Regions from separate parts of the Homo sapiens genome. Here all the other regions are linked to region 2. A link is a contact called in ENCODE Hi-C or POLR2A ChIA-PET data. All regions are on one chromosome and are shown on one strand. The core of a region is the stretch at or near the end of the contact, and the rest is flanking DNA. Distances in the headings are between cores, read along the strand shown. Region 1 overlaps ZMIZ1-AS1 (ZMIZ1 antisense RNA 1). Region 2 overlaps ZMIZ1-AS1 (ZMIZ1 antisense RNA 1). Region 3 overlaps ZMIZ1-AS1 (ZMIZ1 antisense RNA 1).

The links. A loop is a pair of places that touch in the nucleus more often than their neighbours do. ChIA-PET counts read pairs that join two places held with the same protein, here RNA polymerase II (POLR2A). Pooled maps may share reads with other maps.
Region 1: a pooled map shows a loop between it and region 2 (1.8-fold over the local background). The contact joins two enhancer-like sites. A Hi-C loop is called at or near these places in 1 of 168 maps with a recorded cell type or tissue (mammary epithelial cell) and 4 of 50 pooled maps. POLR2A ChIA-PET finds 5 or more read pairs at or near these places in 1 of 52 experiments (H1).
Region 3: a loop to region 2 is called in a pooled map, with 2.0 times the contacts of the local background. The contact joins two enhancer-like sites. A Hi-C loop is called at or near these places in 2 of 168 maps with a recorded cell type or tissue (endothelial cell of umbilical vein and mammary epithelial cell) and 4 of 50 pooled maps. POLR2A ChIA-PET finds 5 or more read pairs at or near these places in 11 of 52 experiments (A549, A673, AG04449 and 8 more).

Annotation. Positions count from the first base shown.
Region 1 is chr10:78,943,474-78,946,466 of GRCh38, forward strand. ZMIZ1-AS1 (ZMIZ1 antisense RNA 1) reads right to left here. Exons shown (of 10, transcript NR_024431.2): 9 at 2,439-2,516; 10 at 1-1,274. Among named protein-coding and RNA genes, the nearest start is that of ZMIZ1-AS1, 120 kb to the right of the region's middle. Within about 2 kb of position 1,709, at least 10 of the 41 ENCODE cell types and tissues checked have a DNase peak (open chromatin) inside an H3K27ac peak, as active enhancers do.
Region 2 is chr10:79,002,019-79,005,334 of GRCh38, forward strand. The region is part of intron 5 of ZMIZ1-AS1 (ZMIZ1 antisense RNA 1); the gene reads right to left. Among named protein-coding and RNA genes, the nearest start is that of ZMIZ1-AS1, 64 kb to the right of the region's middle. Within about 2 kb of position 1,509, at least 7 of the 41 ENCODE cell types and tissues checked have a DNase peak (open chromatin) inside an H3K27ac peak, as active enhancers do.
Region 3 is chr10:78,963,260-78,966,554 of GRCh38, forward strand. All of the region lies in intron 5 of ZMIZ1-AS1 (ZMIZ1 antisense RNA 1), which reads right to left. Among named protein-coding and RNA genes, the nearest start is that of ZMIZ1-AS1, 100 kb to the right of the region's middle. RefSeq lists an enhancer at 1,470-2,030. Within about 2 kb of position 1,917, at least 12 of the 41 ENCODE cell types and tissues checked have a DNase peak (open chromatin) inside an H3K27ac peak, as active enhancers do.

The sequences.
Region 1 (2,993 bases), core at 459-2,958, 58 kb before region 2:
TTCTGATGTCTGTCAGCACTCCTGGGCTTGTGGCCACATCACCCCAACCTCTTGCTTCCACTGTTGCATCTCTTACTACTCACTCTAACCCTCCTGCCTCCCTCTTATAAGAACCTTATGATGACATCAGGCTCTCCCAGATAATCTCCCCATCTCAAAATCCTAAACTGAATCACATCTGCAAAGTCCCAGGGATTCGGATGTCAAAACCTGGGGCCTGGGGGCATTATTCTACCTACCGCAAGAATGAAACCCAGATTTCTGACTTTTGCAACCAAGTGATGCTTTCACCCAAGGATGGAGGAGGTTGGTGGGAAAGATAATTAGCTTGATATAGGAAACAGTAATTCTAATTAGAAGTCTGGGAGACATCCAGGAGGGGAGCCAGAGTAAGGACTGGTCCAAGAGGACCCAGAACACAGGAGGGAAGTGTAATTAGAGAGTGTGACTTTTAGGTCTTGGGTAACATCAACATAGCTATAATCATAAGATAAAATGAAGCTTTATGTATTTCACATTTATTTCCCTGGCCAAAAAGGGCCAAGGCTAAAGAGAGAGAAGGAGGCATTGATCAAGACTGAGGAGCAAGACAGTTGATCCAAGAAAGGGGAGTGGGAGAGTTGCCAGAGTGGGATCAAGGAGAAAGGGTACAACATCAGATACAGGACAGGGTCAAATGGGATAGGTCAATGATGACCTCAAAGCCATTTGAGAAGAGTGGAAACAAGTGGCAGGATTTGCCAGGGTTTGCCACAAAAGTTCTTAAAGTGCAGACAATGTGAGAGCTTTGTGTGCAGAGGGCAGGGATGGGCAGAGGCTGGTGCTGCAGAAGAGAGAGGGACTTACTGCTAGAGCCAGGTCTCAGAGGGGTCGGGACAGCACAGGAGGAAGGGAAAGGGGGATGTTGGTCCTTCTCTTTTCCCAGGAGGAGAGAGAAGAGAAAAGGGAGCATCAATGATCAAGCGTTTGAAGATGGAAAGAAGAGAAGGTCACCTAGATATTGTACAAAATCAGGAGACGAGGTCATTGATGAGAATGGGACTGAGAACAGCTAGAGGTGATTGTCAGGCTGTGAGACAGAAGAAAAGTCCCTGGAGTGGCTCCATGCAGAACCCATCTTCCCCTCCCACTACCTCCATGAACCCTCTGGCTGGTAGTCCCAGCTCTCACTCCTTTGTACTTTCCAAGGTATGAGGCTGAAAAAAATGGAGATTCCCTGCTGGCCGGAGCATGATCTCCTCTGCCTTCCTTCTTTGTTCTCCTGTGACAGGGCCCTTAGGTCGAAAAGAAGCAGCTGATTAGACATGAGGGAGCAGAGGAGGCGGGACCTAAGAGCAGTCACATGTGAACATGAACTTGAACTTGAATGAGAGCCCCTTCCCCCTGCCCTCACCCAGGAACCTCAACCTTGGCCTTCCTCAGACTTGCCTTAACCAGCTCTCAGTGCTCTGTGTGATCTTGTCCAACTCCCTCCCCATCTCTGGGCCCCCTGTTGAAATGAGAGACTTGGAGCAATGACTACTAAGAGCCTTGCAGCCTCCTAAGCACAACCTTGGATGTGGAAGAGCTGTCTGAGTTGTTGCAGGGAGCCCCAGCCTCTTTGGAGAAGGGCCCAGGACTCTGTCATTTCATAAACATGATGCAGGCCTGTTTGGTGCTGCATAGCTGTGGTTTTCTGTTTTCCCCAGCAGTAGCTACAAGGCCTGGGCTACAGCAGAGACAGCCCAGCAGGGAGGGAGAGGGTGGTGGAGCGGAGGGCAGGAGAGAGAGTGCTTCTCTGTGCTGCCTCCTCTGCTTGGCTCAGAAAGTGTGCAGAAGTGAGAAAAACATGCAGGCAAGTTAGGCAGACCCTTCCTCCACCTCCACCCACCCATCCCAAAGAAAGTGGTACTTTCTAGCTGCTTTTGTAAAATAAAAAACACATTCTCCTGGTTGGCCTTCCTCTGCTTTGGAGCATGCAACATGCATACCAACATGCAGCTCTAGTAAACTTAGCCTTGGGCAGGTTTAGAGGGAAGAAGAGCGCCCCAGGGATGAGATGGGGGTGAATGTGGAAGCCATCTGCAGAAGCACCAACAGACCTGCCAGATGAGCCCGTTATTTGTGTATACTTCAACCTGCCCAGACCCTCGCTGGGGCCTGGCCCACAGTAGGCCCAGATAACCCTGTGCTTATTAAGCCACATAGAATGGAACCTGGGGAGAATACAAGGTCATCATTGGAGAGAAGAGATGGCCATGAAGGGTGTGGCAATGTGACTGATGCCCCACTCAGAGCCCCTTGCCTGGACATGAGGATCCATCACCCAGGTGTTGCAGGATGGGGTGTGCGGCCAACAATACACACCACACTTTCTCAAGCCAAGGGGAGCAGTCTTGTCCAAGGATGCCTGAAATTTGCCCACCCCTCCGAAGGTCAGCCCCCTGCCCGTGACTTACTGATGGTGGAGTGTAAGTTCCAGTGCTCTTGCTTCACGATGGGACAAATCTTCAGTGCAATTCCCCCTCCTGAGCTCCCTGTGGGATGAGACGAAGGCTGCACTTTGCACCTCTGCTTAGCTCTTTCCCCTCCCCTATCCTGCTTCTCTCACTGTCTCTGGAGAATTCCCCTCAATGCACCACTTGTACTGGAATCCCTGCTTCAGCTCCTGTTTCTGGTGAACCTGACCTAAGATACCAAGGAGAGCCTTCTAGGCAAGACCCAGCTTGGGAACAGCCTTTCCTACCTAAAGCTACAGGGGTTACCAGGCTGCTCCCCAGCAGCAGGAGAGAGCAGAGGCTGTTTTGCAGGGCCAGAGTTTATTGGTGCAGCTCTGCACACTCAGGAAGGCTGGTGTGCTGCACCACGGCAGTAGCAGACAAAACCAGAACACAGTCCAGCTCCTAGAAGCCTCAGAGGACACCCAAAGCTGCAGGACACCAAGCTCCATTCCAGCTCAAGCACTGCTGACCAGTTTGGCCTGGTTGGTTGGGGACGAGCTCAGACAGAGATGA
Region 2 (3,316 bases), core at 259-2,758:
CGGGAGGATCAGTTGAGTCCAGGAGTTCAAGACCAGCCTGAGCAACATAGCAAGACCTAATCTCTACAAAAAGTCAAAAAAATTAGCTGGGCATGGTGATGCATGCCTGTAGTCCCAGCTCCTTGGGAGGCTGAGGTGGGAGGATTGCTTGAGCCTGGGAGATTGAGGCTGCAGTGAGTTTGATAACACCACTGCACTCAGCCTGGGTGACAGAGACCCTGTCTCAAGAAAAAGGAAAAAAAAAAAGGAAAGAAAGAAAGAAAGAAAGAAAGAAAAAAGATTTCTATTGCACACAGTTCAGCCAAGAATTCCCAGGGCAGCTTCCAGAGACCCTGTGCCCACAGGTCCCTCTGTGACCTCCCCAGTCCTCCCTATCTCTCAGTCAAGGCTTTCCTCATCCTCCTCCAGAAAAGAGGTTGACCCTCCACCCTTCAGGAACCTCTTAGCTTTTTCTCCTCCACTGGCTCCTCTCAGCTGCACAATCAGTTGCCCCGCAGGGAGTGTCCTTGTGACTGGGTATTACAGTGGCTAAGAAAAGCCCTGGGGCCAAGCCACGGAGGCTCAACCCTGGCTTTGTGACTTACAAGCTGATGCCATGAGTGATTTGCTAACCTTTCTGCGCCTCAGTTTCCTCATCTTTGAGATGGGGATGTTAATAATATCAGCTACCCCACTGGTGGGGTTGAGGATCAAATGAGTCACTAACAGGCCACAGGTAGCCACCTAGCCCAGTCCCTGGCCTACAGTAGGGGTTTGGGGAATAGCAGCAAGGATTGCTGTTATTTCTATGATGCCTGGGGTTCCCCCCTTGCCTGGAGAAGGGGAGACAGCAAGTCAAGTCACTAAGTCCAGCCCACATTCAAGGGGAGGCATGTCAAAGAATACACAGGCATATTTCAAAAGCCTCAAGTTTGGCACCTACGTGTGATGAAATGTGACTTAATGGTTATTAGCAATGGTGCAGCTGGCCGGGTACAGCAGCTCACGCCTGTAATCCCAGCACTTTGGGAGGCCGAGGCGGGTAGATCACCTGAGGTCAGGAGTTTGAGATCAGCGTGGCCAACATAGTGAAACCCCGTCTCTACTAAAAGTACAAAAATCAGCCAGGCATTGTGGCAGGGGCCTGTAATCCCAGCTACTCAGGAGGCTGAGGCAGGAGAATTGCTTGAACCCAGGAGGCGGAGGCTGCAGTGAGCCGAGATCGTGCCATTTCACTCCAGCCTGGGCAACAGAGCGAGACTCCTTCTCAAAAAAAAAAAAAAAAAAAAAAAAAAAAGCATTGGTGGCAGCCGAGAGTTGAGTTTGAGCTGCCTCATTCCAGTAGTATCTCGTGCTGATGCTGGGCCATGTGGATGAGCAGCGGCAGGGACCTCTGTTATTCCAGCAACCCTATGCCCTGCCCTTTGTGGGACCCAAAGCTGCCTCCTCCCAAGCCTGTGGGCTCAAGGGACTGCTGCCAGCCGCCCCCGCTGTCTGCTGCCATCCTGTGCCCCCACTCTGAGTCTGCGAGGTGGCCTTACCCGCCAGCTGCCTGGTGACTGTGAAGAATGACAGGCTCCTCCTTCAAGGGTGCGCACTGGCCCTTATCACAAGAGAGTGATGTCTGCGGCACTGAGCCGGGTGATCCTGCCTGCCCGTTCAGCACTCTGCAGAGGGCAGGGCGGCCGCAAGAGACAGAAATTCCATTTGACAAACTCTCCATGTGGCTGGGCAGCCAGACAGGAGCAGAATGAAATCAAAAGGGAGGAAAATTGGCCTAGCTTCCTAACCAGGTGCTGAGTGGATGCACCAGGCTTCAGGAGAGGGAATCAAAGAGGGAGAAAATTGGTGGCCTTGGTCATAAAGGGGATTGATTACCCAGGGACCTGTCACACCCACCAAGGTCAGCAGAGTGGCCTTGGCTGGCCCTGTTTCCTGGAAGACAGGGTGCCTTTGGCAACTTCAATTCACCCGGGTTCAACTAGCTAATAAGTGTGCTGGGTCAGGAGGAGGGTGGTCAAGGTTTTCCAATTATGAGCCCTTGAAGAGAGGGCTTCAGGGCCTGAGAAGGTCTGAACATGACCCCTGTCCATGGGCGGTGGAGCGGGGCTAGAGAGGAGCATGCCTTGGCTTTGCACTCAGATGAAACTGAGTTTAATGACTACCTCTGGTGGGTAAGTCCCTTCCCCTCGCTGAGACTTTGTTTCCCATCTGTCAAATGGGAGTGTCGATACTTTGCTTTATTAAGAGCTTGCTTTGTGCCGGGCACTTTGTGACCTACTTTATGGGTATGAACTTATGTCATCAGAACAGTAATCCTAAGAAGCAGCTGCTATTATTATTATGATTGGCATTTTACAGAGGAGGAAATTCAGGCTCAGGAAATTTAATGTTCCCGGGTCCTGCTATAGGTTGAGCACCAGATCTATGCATGGGTGACTGGCTGGTATGCAAACCTTTGGCCACTGTGCTGTCTGTCATCAAGCCAGGCGCATCCACTTAGGGTTTGTAAGGATTCATGGAGATGTGCTAATGACAGCAAACTAGGAGCCCAGTCTACGTGCTGAAACCAGAATAAGAACTTTCCATGCGTTGACTCATTTGTTCCTCACAATAAACCTATGCAGTAGGTACGACTGTAACCTGCACTTACAGGTGAGGAAATTCAGGCACAAAAAGGTCAAGTCTCTTGTCTAAGTCACCAAATTTATATATGGCAGAGATGGGAATTGAGCCCAGGAGGCTGGCTCCAGAGTCCTTCACTTAACCTTATGCAAAGGCATAGCAAGAGCCTGGCCTGGGGTCCAGCACACAGCACATAGTAGGGCTCGGGGAGGGGCAACCTCAGCTCTTTTCCACCTGGGGCAGCCCTTCTCCCTAAAAGAAACCTAAATGCAGTGAACATGGAGGAAGCCCACGTGCCCACTACAAGTCTGGCTCTGGGAGATTTAGGGATGTCCCCCACCGCCCCAGCCTGGGCTTCCAGCCTGGGCAGGGAATCAGGCTGACTTGGGAATGTCCCTAGTTCAGGGAAGACCAACATAGAGCTGGGAGTGGGGTTGCCCAATGTGCAGGGGCTTCTGGGAAAAGAACAGCAAAAGGGCAGGTAGGATGTGGGAGGTGGAGATGTGTCCTGAGAAAGGGAGAGGGCAGTCCTGACGAGCACCCTGCCTTGAAGAGCTAACAGGTGTGAGGCTGCCAGACAGGTGAGCTGTAGCAGCCCACAGCTGGCAGATGGAACGACTCTCAGACCTCCCACTCCCAAAAGTCTCATGATGCCTGGCTGGAGCCCGGGGGTCACAGGGTGCAGCCAGCAGGCAGGGAGTGTGCTCTCTAG
Region 3 (3,295 bases), core at 667-3,166, 38 kb before region 2:
AGCTGCCTCCTCCATCCTCGCCAGTCTCCGCCTCTCTGGAGAGGTGTTCTGCAGTGTCTGGTCACCCTGCAACCACCATGCAAGGAACCAGGGCTGGGCTGTCGCTGAGCAAGAACGCCTGCTCTGGACCTAACCTGCAGCTGGTTATTTAGGGACTCATGTAATTCCACGGTTGGCTGGAGAGCTGGCCCCCAGGGTCAGAGCTGGGAGGATAGGACACATTTGGGAAACCCTCCCACACCCCAAAAAGTGGACCCCCAGTCAGCCCCAAGGCCCAGAGGCAGCGCCGACTGGATGGAAATCTGAGCACTGGATCCAGCCTGCCCACTGTACAGATGGAAAGACTGCAGCTGGGGAGGGCGAGGCTTCCCTGAGCTCACACGGCAGGGACCGCAGCCAGCCTTCCTGTGCATACATGCAGGGAAAATTAGGGCAGGAAGCTCTGGGGATTGGGCTCCTTGCAGCAGCTTGCAGCCTGACAGGCTGCCCAGGCCAGAGAACCAGCCCCGAGGCCTCCTCCTGCCCCAGCTACTGTGGGCAGGCGCCCTGCTGCCCTTCGGAAGCAGCCCACGCCAAGCAGGCAGATGGTCGGCAGGCCCCCTCTTCGAGCCCCTGGGCCCAGATGGCCATCCCCGGCATTAGGTGGGGCATCATAGCAGCAGCAACAGGAAGCCTGCCGCCCGCCAAGGCCCATCGGAGAGGGAGGAGCAGGAGCTCCGGCCGTCTGGCCACCCTGCCCTGCCTCCCAGGGCCTGGCCATTGCTCTAGCTGAGCGACCTAGGAAGGCAGCATGCACAGAGCCAGGGGTCACTTCCAATGGTGCAGACCTCTCCTGGGGAATACTGTTGAAGGTGGCTCCACTCGGGGGGGACACAGCCCAGAACAGATGACTCCTTCCTGGGAGAGTGCCCCCCGCCCCTTCACTGCCTGCTGGTCAGTGACCAAGGGAATTGAGCCTCTCATGCTGCCAGAGACTTCAACCCCTTCAGCCCCTTGCATCTCCAAAGAGCTCCCTGGGGGTCAAGAACAACTATAACAGTAATAATAATAGCTAATGTTCCTTAAGGACCTGCACACTATTTTAAGATCTTTAGAGGTACAACCTCAATCCCTGAGGCAAGGCTATTATTATCATCCCCACTTTACAGATGAGAAAATAGAGGCTCTGAGAAGAAAAGTAAACTTGCCCAAGTCACACAGCTAGGAAATGGCAGGGCCAGGATTCAAACCCAGGCAGCCTGTCTCCAGAGCCCACCTTCCTAAGCACCACACATTTCTGGCTGGGCCCCCGCTGGTGAGTCCCACACAGCACAGTGCAGTGGGGCAGAGAGACACCCTACCTTGGGTTTCTGGGGGTGACTTGTCAGGTAATGAGCTGCCCATCACAGGCACTCACTTGCCTGGGCTGGTGCCTCCTGCAGTGGGCAAGGAGAAGCTCAGGTAAGCACTAAGAAGCAGATGGAAGGAGATATGCCATTGAGAACAGGCGTGTGTGTCTCTGGGAGAAGGCATGGGAGACCTAGAAGGGCAAACACACTTACACACAGCCTCACGCAAGGACACACTCACACGGTTGAACCCCTGATGCTCACACGTGAACACAGACATGAGTGAGCATGTGTGCACATGCATGTGGACACACAGACACACTCAGGCTGTTCTGGAGAGAAGTAGGACTCTACTATGACAACAGGACCAGCCTGAGAGCCCTTAACCTGCAGGAAGAGGTGCCCAATCTTGATGTTTGCCCCCAGAAAAGCATGCAGCAGCCCCTTCCCCTCTCTGAGACTCGACGTCCCCTCCCGTGCAAGGAAGGGGTTGTCTGAGGTCATCTCCAAGATCTTGGGCTCTGTGCCGTCTGGCCAGTCACCTGCGACTCTGTTCCCAGAGCCTGGCAGGGAGCTGTGACTCAGCAGCAAGAAGCCACGCAGGAGCCTGCCCGCAGCCCCCTCCCCTGCCAGCACACACAAAGGGCATCTTGTTACTGCAGCCGGCCAGCGGGAGGGCGGGAGAGGGCTGTGGAGGTGAGAGGCCAGGAAGGAGCCTGTGTCAGCAGCACTGGGGGCAGGGCGGGGAGGAGGCCCAGGCAGGGCTGCTGGCCGGCCACAGGGGCCCCAAGCTGGTGGGGAGGGCCCTTGGGGCAGGCAGCCGCAGGTGGGTGGCTGCAGGGAAAGGCTGGCCCCGGGCTCCTGCATGGAACCCTGTTTATTAAATTCCCTTTTCATTTGTAAGTTACAATCTGAATGAGCTCTCCTGGCAGCAGCTACACCCCTGGAACTTCCCAGCAATGTGGGGCAAAACCCATAGCCCAGGGCTCCCACTCAGAGCCTGAGTCTCGACTCTGCGTGATCGAGACATGGGTGCCCTTTGGATGAGATCATGGCCAGGTCGGTTTTGCCCATCTGTAAAACGGGGTTGCTGAGCTGAGGAGAGCTCGCTGTAACACACTCCCTGGCAAGATAGAAGTCACCTGGCTGGGACGTCCCAGACACAGGTTAGGACACCCTGGTGTCACACTTGCTGCTCCTGCTGTGGGACCCTGGGCAAACCACTTACCCTCTCTGGCCTCAGTTTCCCAGTTTATAAAATGGAGGTAGTGGGAGGTGAGAGGGAACTAGATAGAATATTCTTCCTGGAAATTGCTTGGGAATCATTTTTCCATGTGTCCTACATAGAAAAAGACATGAGACACTCAGGTCCATGCAAGTGAGGGGGTCAATCCAGAGTATATATGTACATGTGTACACACATGTGTACATGTGTGAACATGTGAGCAGACAAGCAGGTGTGTCCCCTCTCGAGTGTGTCCAGCCCTCAGGCCATGCAGGCCCTTCCCTGAGTAGAACAGGGCCCAGGGCAAAGGATTTCCAAGGCTGGTTATTCTTGACACTCAGGGACCCCCTAGACACTAGTGACTGATTTGAGAGGGCCAGGTAAGCTGTGGCCTTGCAGAGACCACTGCTCCAGACACTGTCTCCCCCAAGAATTCAGCAGAACTTGCTGTCAGTTGTCTGTCCACCCTAGACCGCGGTACCACCACTGGGCTGTATCACAAAGGACCCCATATACGTCGCATCCACATGAGTGCTGCCCATCCCCGCCTGAGCTGCACCCACGCCACAGCACTCTGAACTTTCTTGTGTGAGTATCTCACCTTCCCAGTGCCCATCTGTCTCCAGCTCCGCCAGGGAAGGAGCTCTGCATTCTGTCAGGAAAACAGATGGGACAGGCTTTTACGTACTGTGAAGTGCTGTGGGTGCTAGTTGTTCCACTGAATCCTTAAAATCCCACCCAT